2 separate regions of the Homo sapiens genome follow, and region 2 is linked to region 1. Evidence: read pairs that join two places in POLR2A ChIA-PET (ENCODE). Cell type or tissue: Caco-2. All regions are shown on one strand.

What was found. Peaks named below come from ENCODE experiments on the same cell type or tissue, not always from the same donor. Only the 100,000 strongest peaks of a DNase experiment are listed, where the experiment ranks them.
Region 2: POLR2A ChIA-PET joins it to region 1 with 5 read pairs; 1 of 35 experiments calls an interaction of 5 or more read pairs at or near these places.

What each region holds. Positions count from the first base shown.
Region 1 is chr11:71,837,511-71,845,510 of GRCh38, reverse strand. It overlaps DEFB108B (defensin beta 108B), which reads right to left. Exons shown (of 2, transcript NM_001002035.2): 2 at 7,801-8,000. The coding sequence ends at 7,949. The region is part of intron 6 of XNDC1N-ZNF705EP-ALG1L9P (XNDC1N-ZNF705EP-ALG1L9P readthrough); the gene reads left to right. It also overlaps the pseudogene RNA5SP342. Among named protein-coding and RNA genes, the nearest start is that of DEFB108B, 8.3 kb to the right of the region's middle. In Caco-2, no CTCF peak of the experiment used is centred here; DNase peaks (open chromatin) are centred at 2,650 and 3,250.
Region 2 is chr11:72,185,576-72,193,575 of GRCh38, reverse strand. FOLR1 (folate receptor alpha) reads right to left here and starts at 1,436. Exons shown (of 4, transcript NM_016729.3): 1 at 1,235-1,436. The coding sequence starts at 1,402. The region is part of intron 2 of FOLR1-AS1 (FOLR1 antisense RNA 1); the gene reads left to right. In Caco-2, no CTCF peak of the experiment used is centred here; DNase peaks (open chromatin) are centred at 1,445, 2,655 and 3,845.

The DNA.
Region 1 (8,000 bases):
ACGATTTGTTCTACATGCCAAATCTTAACAAAAGTCAAATAACTGACACTCTACAGAAAGTAGAGTGTCACACTGATATGAAATTATAAAAAAAGGGTTCTAAAACCCAGTTGATTAAAGAAAAAAATCTTAGTGAATAAAATATATTGAAATTAAAATATTACTTATTAAAACTTTTGGATTCCATTGGTACAATATTAAAGAGGAAATTCAGAGTCATAAATGCTGATACTAGAAAATAATAATGGTGAGTCTTTGGCAATACCATCATGAACACTCCTGATCTCATCTGATCTCAGAAGAAAATAATAATAGAAAACAGAAACATCTCAGTCTTTGCAGTATGAATTACAAAGAAAATAAAATGCACAAATAAAAATAACAGGAAAAAAGGAAGCATCTTTAAATATGCAAAACCATTAAAGAAACTTGACAAAATTAACTCAAGGTGAAACAGAAAATAAGAATGTTTTCCTGAATTAATAAAGCAAATAATTCTGTAATCAATAAAGCAACTAATTCTGTAATCAATAACCTCCTAAAAAAGAAGGCACTTAACTTATATTTTCAACAACATTTCAGAAATTTAAAAAATTTTAATTATATCCAACCTCTTCTAAGAAAACAAATAAAAAGGGACACTCCAAAACATTACATTTATCAAAACAATTTGTATTAAGATAATGTTCACATAACAAAATATTCACTATTTCAACCATTTTGATTTGTTTAATTTAATAGATGTTAGTATATTTACAATGTTGTGCAGCCATCACCGCTATTTAATTCCAAAACCTTTCCATCACCCCAAAAAGAAACTCCTTCTCTAATCCCCAGAAACTACTAATTTGTTTTCTATCCCTATAGATTTGACTATTCTGGACATTACATAACTGGAATTATAAATTATATACCCATTTGTGTCTGCCTTCCATAACTTAGCATAATTTTTCAAGGTCATCCAAGTTGTAGGATATATAGCTATTTCATTCCTTCTATCAATAAATAATACTGTATTATATAAATATAACACATTGTGTTTATATATTTATCAGCTGATGGGTATTTGGGTTATTTCAGCTTTTTTGCTATTATGAATAATGCTGCTATGAGCATTCACTGAGAATTTTTCAACTCTTAGGTACAAACTATTTTCTTAAGTATATACCTAAGAGTGGAATTGCTGGGTTATATGGTAACTCTATTTTTAATTCTTTAAGAACTGCCAACCTGTTTTTCAAACTGCCTCCACCATTTTGGTGGTTTACGGCTCTATTTTTGTGCTGATGGGCCTCCTGCTGGGAGGTGGCGCTTTCCAGAAAGCATCCGCTGTAGTAGTGTTGAGAGATGACAACATGCTAGCAGTCCTCGCTGGCTCTCAGCGCCTCCTTGGCCTCGGCGTCCACTCTGGTTGCACTCCAGGAGCCACTCAGCCTGCCGCTGCACTGTGAGGGCCCCTCTCTGGGGCTGGTCAAGGCCGGAGCTGGCTCCCTCTGCTCGCAGGGTGTGGAGGGAGAGGCCCTGGTGGGAGCCGGGGCTGTGTGTGGCCCTTGTGGGCTGGTGCAGGTTCGGGGTGGGTGCGGGCTCAGCAGGCCCCACACTTGGGGCGGCTGGCCGGTGCCTGCTGGGCTTGACTGGGAGATGAGCTCTCTCTAGGCAGCTGGAGTGCCAGGGCTGGGTGCTGCAAAGTCCTGTCTGGCAAGTGCCATCAAGAGGTGAAGCCAGCTGGGCTTCTGGGCTGGCTGGGGACTTGGAGAACTTTTCTGCCTAGCTAAAGGACTGTAAATGCACCAATCAGCACTCTGTGTCTAGCTAAAAGTTTGTAAACGCACCAATCAGCACTTTGTGTCTAGCTAATCTGGTGGGGGACTTGAAGAACTTTTGTGTCCAGCTAAAGGATTGTAAATGCACCAATCAGCACTCTGTGTCTAGCTAAAGGTTTGTAAATGCACTAGTCAGCACTCTGTCAAAATGGGCCAATCAGCTCTCTGTAAAATGGACCAATCAGCAGGATGTGGGTGGGGCCAGACAAGGGAATAAAAGCAGGCCACCGGAGCCCACAGCTCAACAGGGTTGGGTCCCCTTCCATGATGTGGGAACTTTGTTCTTTCGCTTTTTGCAGTATAGCTTGCTGCTGCTCACTCTTTGGGTCCACGCCGCCTTTAAGAGCTGTAACACTCACTGCGAAGGTCTGCAGCTTCACTTCTGAGGCCAGCCAGACCATGAACCCACTGGGAGGAATGAGCAACTCTGGACACACAATCTTTAAGAACTGTTAACACTCACCAGGAGGGTCTGCGGCTTCATTCTTAAACTCAGCGAGACCAAGAACCCACCAATTCCGGACACTGTGGAGAGAGACCAGTGGTGGGCAGGGCTCCAGAACTCCAAAGATCATATGTTCTTTGTCTTCTGCTACCAGGGTGGATATGGAAGGACCATCAGGTGGGGGCAGGGCTAGGCGTGCCTGAGCTCAGACTCTCCTTGGGGAGGTCTTGCTTTGGCTGCTGTAGGGGATGGAGGTGAGATTCCCAGGTCACTGGAGTTGTGTACCTAGAAGGATTATGGCTGACTCTGCTGAGTCATGCAGGTTGTCAGGGAAGTGGGGGAAAGCTAGCTTCCATGCACACTGAAAGGCTGGTCTCACTCCCACAATGCCCCTTGCGATAGCTCGGAGTCTGTTTCCAGGCCGAAGGCAAATCTGGCTTGAAAACTTACCTGAGGCTTTCTGCCTCCCGACTGACAAAGAAATGCGCTTCAGTTATTACCCTGCCTGTGAAGTCTGCAAGCCGGATTCACACCCTCCCCTGAGTTCTGGCCAGGAGGCTTCTCGCCGCATTCAATTTTTTATAAAGTTCAGCTAGAGAAGTCCTTCTCCCTGTGAAGTTTTACCCCCTGCTCCTCTGGCCACCCTCCTGATGGATGCCTGTGGTGCCAGGCAAGAATGGGTTACTTGGGGATCCAGCGGCCTTCCAGTGCCTTTCTGCTACTTCCTCTACTCCTGTATGTCTCTCAGCTCAGCTCTCTAACTTGACTCAGCTCCAGGTGAAGTCAGGAACTTCTCCCACAAACAGACTTTCAGCTTCTCCAGTGGGGGTGTGTGTTCAGGAGATGAGGGTCTCCCTTTCCCATTTCCGTGGTTAGGGGACTTAAAAGTATTTGGGGTGTCTCCCAGGTCCTGCAAGAGCAGTCTGCTTCCTTCGGGGGGTCTGTGGGTCCTGTGAGGATTGCTAGTCTGTTCTTGCAGTCCATCTGGAGCTAAAACTCACAATGCAAGCCTCCGCATGCTGCTCTGTCCAGAGCTGCAATCTAGTTCTGCCTCCTGTCTGTCATAATCCCTCATGACCCTTGAGCTTTTTTTTCATATGATTGTTGGCAGCATGTATGTCTTCTTTTGAGAAGTGTCTGTTCATGTCTTTGCCTACTTTTTAAAGGTTTTTTTTTTTTTTTTGTAAATTTGTTTAAGTTCCTTGTGGATGCTGTATATTGGACCTTTGTCGAATGCATAGCTTGCAAAAATTTTCTCCCATTCTGCAGGTTGTCTTTTTACTCTGTTAATAGTTTTTTTTTGCTGCCCAGAAGCTCTTTAGTTTAATTACATCCCATTCGTCAATTTTTTGCTTTTTTCACAATTGCTTTTGGTGTCATTGTTATAAAATCTTCGCCCATGCCTATGTCCTGAATGGTATTGCCTAGGTTGTCTTCCAGGGTTCTTATAGTTTTGTGTTTCACATTTAAGTCTTTAATCCATTTAATCCTGTATATGAAGACCGATCTTTATGTTTAGAAATTCTTTCATCTTCTTAATCTAGTCTATTGTTGAGGTTCTCAAATTGTATTATTTTATTTATTGAATTATTCAATTTCAGCTGTTAAATTCCTTTTCACTGATTTTATGGATTTGTTTGGTTGAAATCTGTTGCTGGAGAATTATTGTTTTTCCTTCAGAGATGCTATATTTCCTTGCTCTTTAATGTTTCTTATGTCCTTACATTGATATTTGAATATCTGGTAAAACAGTTGCTTCTTCTAATTTTATAGATTGGCTTTGGTAGTAAACGACTGACTTCTGTAGCTGTATCTATACTGTTGAATCAGTAAGACACTTTGCCTTTAGTTCTGGGTTGGTTCAGTAGTTTAGACTTCTATGATTTCTTCAGCTATAATCAGCATCACTGATGTCTGTGAGCTCCTCAGTGTCTTAGCCTTCATTGTTGATGGAGGCTGTGGTGAGATTTTGCTGGGGAAAGACAGGCCAGGCAGTTTGGTCCTTGGGCACCAGTTGCATTGGTCTTTGAACTTGTGGGTGATTTACGTGGGCACTAGTGGTTGAAGTTTCAGGCAGGCCATCCTTGGGCCTTCAGGTGGCTTTTTTTGTTTGTTTGTTTGTTTTTGAGAAGGAGTTTTGCTCTTGTTGCCCAGGCTGGAGTGCAGTGGCGTGATCTCAGCTCACTGCAACCTCTGCCTCCCGGGTTCAAGCAATTCTTCTGCCTCAGCCTCCTGAGTAGCTGGGACTACAGGCATGGGCCTCCACGCTCGGCTAATTTTGTAGTGTTTTTTTTTTTTTTTTTTTAGTAGAGATGGAGTTTCTCCATGTTGGTCAGGCTGGTCTCGAACTCCCGACCTCGGGTGATCTGCCCCCCTCAGCTTTCCAAAGTGCTAGGATTACAGGCGTGAGTCAGGTGGCTTTCTCAAGTGCCAGCAGTGACAGTGGTGAGCTAGGTAGATAGGCATGCCCTCAAGACCCTGGGAGGCATGTGTAGCATCAGCAATTGCAGTAGTCATAGCAGGTGAACTCTTGGGACCCCAGATGGCATGTGCAGACACCAACAGTCATGGCAACATGATGGACAGAGTAGTCCTCAGGCTTTCACCTGGTGCAAATATGTTGGCACTGGTGGCAGCGGTGATGGCAGGCTAGGAAGTCCTATCCTTAGGCTCTCAGGAGACACACAGGCACTTGATGGTGATAGGCATAGTGGATTAATCCCCAGGCTCCCAGACAATGTGCACAGGCACCACCAGGCTGGGTGGGCTCATACTCAGGTCACAAGAAGGCATGCACAGGTGCCAATGACAGAGAGCAGTGTGGGTTGATCCCCAGCCTCCTGGACAACGAGCTTGGGTAGTGGTAGTGACAGCAATGGGTGGGATGGGCATGTGTTCTGGCCCTGGAATAGTGCCCAGGCAGGCGAGTCCCCAGATCCCCTGAGGATGCCTGCAGGTGTGCAGTGGCCCTGCTCCTGGGGGTCAGGATAGCTGTCAGTGTCAGTGGCCCTGGGAAGGTGACACTCCACTTGTGAAGAGTGCCTGCTTCAGCTCCCTTTGTTCTGGGGGCAGCCTCCCTAGTGAATGGCACTGCCAGTTCCCTGGAGTGCAGGACACTTTGTAGGCTAGAGTGATGGGGACCAGCCTACACTGGTGAGTTCAGCTGGTATTGTGACTCTGCAGGCCTCTGGATGGACAAGAGGGAATGTCACTGAGGGTCCAGAGATGTGGAGATGCAGGGGATGTTGGGCCCCAGGGCAAGATGTAGTCTGTTGGGGGCTGGGCTCTCAAAATGGCACTGTGCCACAGCTGCCTGTGTCTGGGGGTGGGTGCAGATGATCCAGTGCCAACTCCTTCTCTGGGACAATGACCATCACATAGATTCCAGGCAGCTCCCTATAGTAGTCTCAGGGCCTGCGAGGGCTGAGAGACTGTCCCTTGGCTAGGATTGCAGTGTCCACAGTGGGAATATGGACCACTGGGGCTCTCTTTTTTACCTTTTCACCACACTGGAGAGCCTGTCCTGGCTTTAAGCTGATTCTGGCTGGGCTGCTGCTTCATTTTCCTTTCCTTCCATACCTCAGAGATTCCTTGTCACTTTGCTGCTGAATTCTAGTGCCCTCTTTTATGCCCTCTTCAAGGTATGATTATCTACTTGCTGGTTTGGTCTTTCTTTGGGAGGGCACAGTGCCTGGTACCTCTAGTCAGCCATCTTGAAGGCCACCTCCTAGCAATGAGAGGATAATATTCTATGTGACGGCCTTAATATACGTGTCCAAACTGCTTCTTTTCTAGGGAAGAACTTACTCTAAGAAATAAATGTTATATAGTGCAAAAATATATTAAAGGGTCAGTTGGTGATGTAGTTTCAAGAGTGGCACTGAGGAAAACTTGGCACTTCCACAGGGCCGAGTTGGTTGGAATATATCTCAGTCTCTGAGATTTTGAACCCAATGTTTTGAACTTTTTGAGATTTCAAGTAGCCCACGTGACATAACTTAACATTCTTTCTTGGCCAAATCAGGCATGGTGAAAAATAAAATCCAGCTAATATACTTTTAAATATCTTGATTCTATACTCTTTCAATAACCAAGGGGAGGCCCCCCACTACTTTACACAAAAATGAAAACTCTATGAATGAGAATCTCTTCACACAAAGCAACTAAAGTTGTGTCTAAATGGAGCAAAATGGTGACAGGTGGCAAAAGCACTCAGTGGCTGTAGTAGGTAGAATAATGTCCCCTCTGTCTCCCACCAAAGCTATCCACATTCTAACTCCTGGGTCCTGTGAATATGCCACCTTGTAAGGCAAAGGGAAATTGAGGTTTCATGTGAAATTAAGGCTGTTAATCAGCTGACCTTAAAATAGGGAGATTATCTTAGATCATCCAGGTGGGCCCAATGTAATCATGAGTCCTAAAAAATGGAACAGTGGGGAGAAGAAGAATTCAGAATGATGGAATGTGAGGACTCAACGCTCCTTTGCTGGCTTTGAAAATGGATGAAGGAAGCTATGGTGCACAGGACTAACCTGCCATTGCTGGGATAAAGGTGCAGGAAGAAAACTGCAGAGCTTCCAGAAGAAAGCTCAGCCCTGCTGACACCTTGATGTTGGCCCGCTGAGATCCATCTGAAACCTGCAGCCTATAGAACTGTCAGATAATGCATTTGTGTTGCTTTAAGCCACTAAGTTTGTTGTAATTTTTGATAGCAGCCTTAGGAAGCCAATGCAGTGTTTTAAAAGATGGAAGAAAATGCTGAATGATTATGCCCAGAAAAAGCTGGGGACTAAAGGAATTCCCTGAATCTTGGCCAGGCATACAGGTACAGACCCAGGGAATTGCCTTTGAAAAGGGTGCTGAAGAAATTGCCTTTAATCTGAGTGCACCTCTTTTTATAATTTAGATTTCTGGTGAAGTCTGGTTGACGTGATTGTGTAATTTTCCCATGTGCTGCACCTTTATCAGGGAGAGACAGACCCCTGCAAGGCTGCATGGAATAGGATGGTGCATTTTCCCAGTAAAAAAGGGGAGTGGTCTTCCCACACTCAGGGTGAAGGGTTACAGTGCGAGACAAAAGCAATAGGTATGGTGAAAGTTCCCCCACCCTGCTGCAGGTCATTTTCAACTAAGAGCTCATCTAGATGGGATAGAAAGATACTGGAAACCAAACAGTAATCAAGTCATAACATGTAATATAAACTTATTTCTTTCTTTCTTTTTTTTTTTTTGAGACAGTGTCTTTCTCTGTCTCCCAGGCTGGAGTGCAGTGTCAGGATCTCGGCTCACTGCAGCCTCCACCTCATGGGTTCAAGCGATTCTGCTTCAGCCTCCTGAGTAGCTGGGATTACAGGTGCCTGCCACCATGCCTGGCTAAATTTTTGTATTTTTAAAAGAGACAGGGTTTCACCATGTTGGCCAGAATGGTCTTGATCTCCTGACCTCATGATCCACCCACCTTGGCCTCCCAAAGTGCTAGGATTACAGGCATGAGTCACCGCACCCAGCCAGTAATATAAACTTTTAAAAGAGTTTTGTGCTGGTTGGTTTTGGTTTATTCTTTTTTGAGGATTCAATAAAAATCCCTGTGAGAAAAATGGAGAGAGGGAAAGGGAGACAGGGAGACAGAGAGAGGGAGAGAGAAAAAAGAGAACATAAAACCTCCAGAAAACAACAGGCTTCAGTCCTTTTTGGGTGTAGTGCTCTCAATTCTTGGTTGATGCCCCAGAGGC
Region 2 (8,000 bases), 350 kb before region 1:
ACTCAGGAGGCTGAGGCAGGAGAATCACTTGAACCTGGGAGGTGGAGGTTGCAGTGAGCTGAGATTGTGCCACTGCACTCCACCCTGGGCAACAAGAGCAAAACTCTATCTCAAGAAAAAAAAAAAGAAATGCGTATTACAAGTTTCTCTCCCTTGCCTCCCTCCCTTTCCTCCCTCCCTTTCCTCCCTCCCTTTCCTTCCTCCCCTTCCTTCCTTCCTTTCTTTCTTTTTTTCGTTCTTTCTTTCTTTTGACAAGGTCTCACTCTGTTGCCCAGGCTGGAGTGCAGTGGCACGATCTACAATCTCTGCCTCCTGGGCTCAACTGACCTGCCCACCTCAGCCTCCTGAGTAGCTGGGACTGCAGGCATGTGCCACCACACCTGACTAATTTTTTTTATTTTTTAGTAGAGATGGGGTTTTGCCATCTTGCCCAGGCTGGTCTCGAACTCCTGAGCTCAAGTGATCTGCCCATCTCGACATCCCACAGTGTTGGGATTACAGGCGTGAGCCGTAACACCTGGCCTACAAATTACTTTTCCTCTGCTTTTTCTTTAGTTATATCATCATGTTCAGGATATTAAAGGGGTGGTAGCAAAATAAATGTTATAGGGAGACCTCAGGTCCAATGTGGTCGAGAGACACAGCCCAAAGTTTTGCGAGATGCATGAACCAAGATGCTTCAGGAGGGCGTACGGCTCATTTCTGTAATCCCACACTTTGGGAGGCTGAGGTGGGAGGATCACTTGAGTCCAGGAATTTGAGACCAGCCTGGGCAACATATGGAGACTTTGTCTCAGGAAAAAAAAAAAAGAATGCTTTGCACACAGCCTCATAATGTGAGAGACTCTCCCTTCTTGAGCTGTTTAGGGCTGGCAGAAAAGAGGCCACTATGCACAGTGTGCAGTTTCTTCCCTCAGATCTTTGGAGGAGTCATTCCCAGTCTAAATCCCTAAATCAAGCAACCCCAGGATGGGTCACTCCAACTTCATTTCCCAGGCTCTCCTTTGGGCCTGCTTCCTTATTTCTGTAATGCGGAAACTCAACAACCAAGAAGGTGAACTGTTGGCATTGTACCGACATTTGGCACAGTGTCTGTGAAATAGTCACCCATATTAATGCAAACTGAAGGGCTCCTCCACTTCAGTTCACCAGTGAATGGGGTTTGGCATTTCCATGTCCTCGTTTCCTCTTCCTGAGCCAGTCCCTCACCACCCCAGATCACCCCCTGGCCCACCTGCTCATGCAACTTGTCCTCGGGGCCTGGCTTTTCCTTGTGGTGCTTGGCGTTCATGCAGACATTGAGAAGCTCAGTCCTGGCCCATGCAATCCTTGTCTGAGCCTCCCCTACTACAGCCACCCACACTAGAAGGAGCAGCAGCTGTGTTGTCATCCGCTGAGCCATGTCTGTCCCTGAAGAAAGAGCTGTGGTCAGTGGCACCAAGGAATGCGGAGGTGGGGCCTTAAGTTGTGTGCAGGGCTCCAGGAGGGTGGGGCCTGGACGGAAGCCTGGGGCAGATAGAGCCCTGCCCCCATCTCCCTCAGTTTTCCCAGATCCAATGAAAGGTAGGATTAGACACCACCCCTCCCTGGCTTGAGCCTCATTGCCTTCTCCAGGTGGTCACGAGGTTCAGGTGATATAATTCAAGGATGGATTTGGGCAAAATGCAGAAATAGCCAGGAGTTTGCCATAGGTCCACAATGCCTTATTCAAATGTTTCAGGGTTAAAATTTTTTAGGATTTCATCAAAGGTGATTCAAAGAAAATATAATTTTCATATACCCAATAATCAAGTGTATATTCTGGGGTGAAACAGTTACACTAGTGGGATAAATTAAAACTATACATAAACTCACATTAATTTTCAGGTCAGATTTTGACACCAAATTACTTCATTGTAAAAGTTTACAAAAATGGGCTGGGCGCGGTGGCTCATGCCTGTAATCCCAGCACTTTGGAAGGCTGAGGTGGGTGGATCACCTGAGGTCAGAAGTTTGAGACCAGCCTGGCCAACATAGTGAAACCCTGTCTCTACTAAAAATACAAAATGAGCTGGGTGCGGTGTCGTGTGCCTGTAGTCCCAGCTACGTGGGAGGCTGAGGCAGGAGAATCACTTGAATCCAGGAGGTGGAGGTTACAGTGAGCCAAGATTGTGCCATTGCACTCTAGCCTGGGTGACAGAGCGAGACTCCATCTCAAAAAAAAAAAAAAAGTTTATAAAAATGTTTTAGTTGGGGGGGCTGCAGTGTGGTTTTTGTTAGTTTGTTTTGCTTTTTAAACCTTGGTCCCAGCCCCTTTCTAGCCTCATCACTCAAGCTAGTTTAGTAGGCCCTTCCCGGAAACCATGGGATCTTGGTGGGGTGGGGTCACAGGACATGGGTGCTGGCAGGGGACAGCCAGCTGGACAGCCCTGGGGCCTTGGGGAGCTCCTGTGCCCCCTACCACAGAGCTGGCTTCTCCTTGGTCATCACAGAACTTCAATCCTTTGACCTCAGACACTGAATTTTGGGAGGCGACTGTTTCCTTCACTCCACTGGACACCAGGTGTCTGGGCCCTCCTAAAATGCTCAGAATTTATTTCCTATGACTTCTCTCCATCTGTCTCCTCTAACTCATCTTCCACATACCAGTCGCTAAAGTGGACATGCCTTTCCCGCTCACAAGCTTGCCTTGCCCCCGTGCTGCCCCTCCTCTCCTCTTGACAGGGCCTCCTTGACAGGGGTCTAGGCAGGGCCTGAGCTGGGCTGTCTCCAGGCCGACTGCACAGCAGGGCTCATATAAGCCTGGAATTGAATTCCCACCCAGCAGCTCTCTTTCCTGCTCCACAATCCATTACTCTGCTACTCTATTGATTCCAGTGTTCATTCACTCTCTCATGGTTGATTCATTCATTCCAGGATCCAATCATGCCCCTGTGGACCTGCTCACTCACTAACCTTGAGGGCCACGCCGGAGAAATCTGTACTCTCAGGGAATACCAGGTGATCCTTTGGGTTCAGTTCCTGCGGGAACAAACCCTAACTGTTTAGAGCACAGGGTTCCCGTTCAACCTGTCCCGACCCCAGCCCTCACTCCACCTTCTCCTTGGCCTTGGGGGAAAGAGAAGCAAACTATCTTGAGGCTTAGCTTTCTCCTGCAAGGATTAAATGTAAGAAGGGGGAAATCAACAAATGATAGCCAGTTTAATCTTTGTGGAATCATTTCAGCACAGATGAGGGCCATGCCCCAAGTCACACAGTAGGGACCACCCAAGTTCAGGCCAGAGCTCTTTTGGCCTTTGCCCCCTGCACCTTCAGAGTGCTGAGGCTCTCATGGGTGCGGCCAACACACAGTGCTGGGGATGGGGGCTGAGAAAATCCTTTCCCCAGCCCCCAGTGGAGCCCACCTGTTCAGTCAGTAGTCTCTCTTGCTGTGGCTGCTTCTGAAGCCAGGCTCTCTTCCTGTCCTTTTGAGCAGCATCACTCTGCAAGCTCCTTTCCCACCTGCCTAGTCTCACCTTCAGGTCTTAGTCCAGCTGTGACCCCTCCCCACCAACAATCATGACCCCCACACCCAACCTTGGGGCCCCAGACTAGAAGAGCTGAGAACTCAGCTCTGGACTGAAGGGCTAGAGCCCAGGTACTAGTTCAGGGGGATGAACACTAACTTGTCGTTTAACCTTGAGCAGGCCACACTCTGGTCTGGGCCTCAGTCTCCACTTCAAGATTCTCTGGCCTTCAGGCAAACAGAGGGCCCTTCCAGTTCAGAAAATCCTTAACACATGGTGGGAATGCCATAGGGTGTGTGGCCTCTGAAGGGGGATGGGGAGTGTCACATACCTGGGAGAGGAGGTGGCTCTCCGTCTGGCTCAGGCTTCTGCTCTGCTCTACACTCCCCCTTGCCTTATTCCAGGGGACAGCTGTGGTTTAGTGGCCTAGGAGACAGGCAGGGAGTGGGAATGGAGCCCAGGAGTGGAGCCTGGGATTGGGCGAAGGCCACTCAGCAGTTAATTATTGTATGTGAGCACCAGCCAGGCCTCCATGGGGTAGTGGGAGGGGGTGAATTAACAGTGCAGGCCTAAGGCCAGTCCCTAAGCTCCACCTACCCAATTTTTTCCCAAACACTGAGGTCTGAAAAAAATCTTGCAGCCTGAGCTGCCAGGATCCTTTGAGCTAATCTCATCAGTTTCCAACCCCTCTGTCCTGTTAGGCAGATGAGGAAAATGAGATCCGGAGGATCAAGGCAAGGGCTAGAGCCCAGGCTTCCAACCTCCCAGTCAGCTATAGAGAGCAAGGATCTCCCAAGGCCATAAATTGTAGAGCCACCAACTCCCCCAACCCCATTAGCCCAGGTGTCACCCATCACCAGCCACAAAATCACAGATGTTCTGAATCTTTTGATCAGATCTTCAATTGTTTGAAGGGCCAAGCTCTCCTTCCATCCCCAACTCATGGACCCCCTCTCCCGGCAACTCAGGTATCCTTTCTACAGCACCTGTGATTCTGGGCTAACTCTTCCCTCCATCTCCACCCCAGTCAATGACAGAAGCCTTCATTTTTTTTATTCTCTGAGCCCATGGTGGTACCACAGATGGGAAAAGGGAGAGGGAGGGGCAGGTTTGGGCAGGAAGAAACATAGAACACTGTTTTGTCGAGGTGCCTGTGTGCCCTTGGCCCGGGGAAGGTGGTTGTAGAGGGGAAAGCTCAGGGGAAGAGTCCAGGTTGGATGCAGATGTGGGAACCATCAGACTATGAGTGGCAGTAAGTGTAGGGAAAATGGGGGCCCAGTAATCTGGGCAATGCCACAAGAAAGGACCCAAGGAGGAGGCAGGCAGGGGAGCCTGAGAAGACAGTTGGATCTCTAGAGGAAAATCAACCAAGAAGGAAGGCTCTCTAGGGCCTGCAAGCAGACCAATTCCCAGGAGATCCCAGCTTATGTCCTGCAACAGTGAGCCATACCTGAATCTTGTGACAACCTGAGAAGTGTCAACTTAAAATCACCAGATCTATATATTTGGAAACAATATTTTTTCTTATGTCAGGTTGTAACCTGCAGGCTGGTAAGTGGAGCCTTTGGCTGAGACCAAAAGCAGGCAATTTGAGGGAGGAAGGGTGGGACAGGAGTTTTATGTAAAATGGGTTGGCTAGCATACATATTAATGGGTTATAGGAAAAGCTATGAATGTTCATGAAAGGGAGCCACATGCATGTATACTAAGCAAACATACATGTTACATACATCTTGTGTTCACTTTGGGGTTGAGATTTAACATTAATTTTTTTATTTTTTCATTTATTTATTTATTTTTGAGTCGGAGACTTGCTCTGTAGCCCAAGCTGGAGTGCAGTGGCACGATCTTGGCTCACTGCAACCTCCGCCTCCCAGATTCAAGAGATTCTCCTGCCTCAGCCTCCCGAGTAGCTGGAATTATAGGCGCCTGACACCATGCCTGGCTAATTTTTGTATTTTTAGTAGAGATGGGGTTTTACCATGTTGGCTAGGCTGGTCTCAAACTCCTGACCTCAAGTGATCCGCCTACCTCAGCCTCCCAAAGTGCTGGGATTACAAGTGTGAGCCGCGGCACCTGGCCTGTTTTTTTTTTTTTTTTTTTTTTTTGGGCAGAGTCTCACTCTATCACCCAGGCTGGAGTGCCGTGTCACAATCTCGGCTCACCGCAACCTCCACCTCATGGGTTCAAGTGATTCTCCTGCCTCAGCCTCTAGAGTAGCTGGGATTATAGGTGTGCACCACCACACCCAGCTATTTTTTGATATTATTTCTTAGTAGAGATGGGGTTTCACTGTGTTGGCCAGGCTTGTCTCAAATTCCTGGCCTCAAGTGATCTGCCCACCTTGGCCTCCCAAAGTGCTGGGATTATAGGTGCGAGCCACGGCACCCGGCCTATTTATATTTTTATTTAAAAATAGTGAAAGAAGGCTGGGTGCAGTGGCTCATGCCTGTAATCCCAGCACTTTGGGAGGCCGAGATGGGCGGATCACCTGAGGTTAGGAGTTCGAAACCAGCCTGGCCAACATGGTGAAAACCCGTCTCTACTAAAAATAAAAAAATTAGCTGGGCATGGTGGCGCACACCTGTAATCCTAGCTACTATTGGGGGCTGAGGCAGAATTGCTTGAACCTGGGAGGCAGAGGTTGCAGTGAGCCAAGATCACACCACTGCACTCCAGCCTGGGCAACACAGCAAGACTCCGTCCCCCGCCCCCGCAAAAAAAGAGAGAGACAGGGTCTCACTATATTGCCCAGGCTGGTCTCGAACTCCTAGGCTCAAGCAATCCTCCCACCTTGGCCTCCCAAGGTGCTAGGATTGCAGGTGTGAGCCACCATGCCCAGCCAAGACTTAACCTTAAAATGCAGTCTTAGGCCTGGCATGGTGGCTCGCGCCTGTAATCCAAGCACTTTGGGAGGCCGAGGCGGGCGGATCACGAGGTCAGGAGATCGAGACCATCCTGGCTAACATGTGTTATGGTGAAACCCTGTCTCTACTAAAAATACAAAAAATTAGCCGGGTGTGGTGGCGGGTGCCTGTAGTCCCAGCTACTCGGGAGGCTGAGGCAGGAGAATGGCATGAACCCGGGAGGTGGAGCTTGCAGTGAGCCAAGATGGTGCCACTGCACTCCAGCCTGGGTGACAGAGCGAGACTACGTCTCAAAAAAAAAAAAAAAAAAATGCAGACTTAGGCTGTACACATCAAAAGGCGAAACATAGGACACAAAGGCACTTTGTGTGCCGCCTCTCTAAATTGGCCAGAACCACCCCATGGTTAATAGGAATTGATCAGGAAGGAATGCTTTGTGAGCTGGTCAGCTGTCATATCAAAATCACAAAAAGAGGCCGGGCCCAGTGGCTCATGCCTGTAATCCCAGCACTTTGGGAGGCTAAGGCAGGTGGATCCTTTGAGCCCAGGAGTTTGAGACAAGCCTGGGCAACACAGCAGAACTCCATATCCACAAAAAAATACAAAAGTTAGCTAGGCATGGTGGTGTGTGCCTGTAGTCCCAGCAACTTGGGAGACTGAGGCGGGAAGATCACTTGAACCCAGGAGGCAGAGGCTGTAATGAGCCGAGATCATGCCATTGCACTCCAGCCTGGGTGACAGAGCCTGTCTCAAAAAAAAAAAAAAAAAAAGAGACCCTGTCTCCAAAAAAAAAACAAAAACAAGAACAAAACAAAATAAAAACACGAAAAAAAGAGGGACGTCTGGCCACAGCATCAGGTGGTTGAAGTTGAAATCAGCAGGATTCTTCCATCTGTTTTCCAGGACTGGTTTCTTCTTAACTGTTAGGAAAAAAGTCGGTAACAGTAAGGAAGAGGGTGTACTGGGGTGTGACCAGCCTCCTGTCTTATCATAGCCAAGAAACTTAGATTTTGAAGTTTTTGTGGGGTCTCCTTGGCCAAGATGGGTTTGTTCAGTCAGTTGAGGGGGCTTTGATTTTCTTTTCTTTTCTTTTCCTTTTTTTTTCTGAGACAGAGTCTCGCTCTCTCACCCAGGCTGGAGTGCAGTGGCGTGATCTCGGCTCACTGCAACCTCTGCCTCCCAGGTTCAAGCGATTCTCCTGGCTCAGCCTCCTGAGTAGCTGGGATTACAGGCACCCACCACCATGCCTGGCTAATTTTTGTATATTTAGAAGGGACAGGGTTTCACCATGTTGGCAAACCTGGTCTTGAACTCCTGACCTCAGGTGATCCACCTGCCTCGGCCTCCCAAAGTGTTGGGATTACAGGTGTGAGCCACCGCACCCGGCGGGTTTTCTTTTTATTTCACATTTCCTCTTTTTAGCTGAGATCAGCCACAGGCAGCATCAATGGCAAAATTTGTATCATGTTGTTGCCAGGATGGTGAGGTTGCCTGCTCCAGGTCCATCCAGTCCTTTGGTGGGACCCTTGTGGCCAAGAGACTTATAGCCAATTGAACTCTGGCCAGACAGGAATAGAGGTGGGCAGACCTCAACCCCTAAGGTCTATCAAGCAACATAAAGGCCAAAAGGTAGGGCTACCAATTTAAC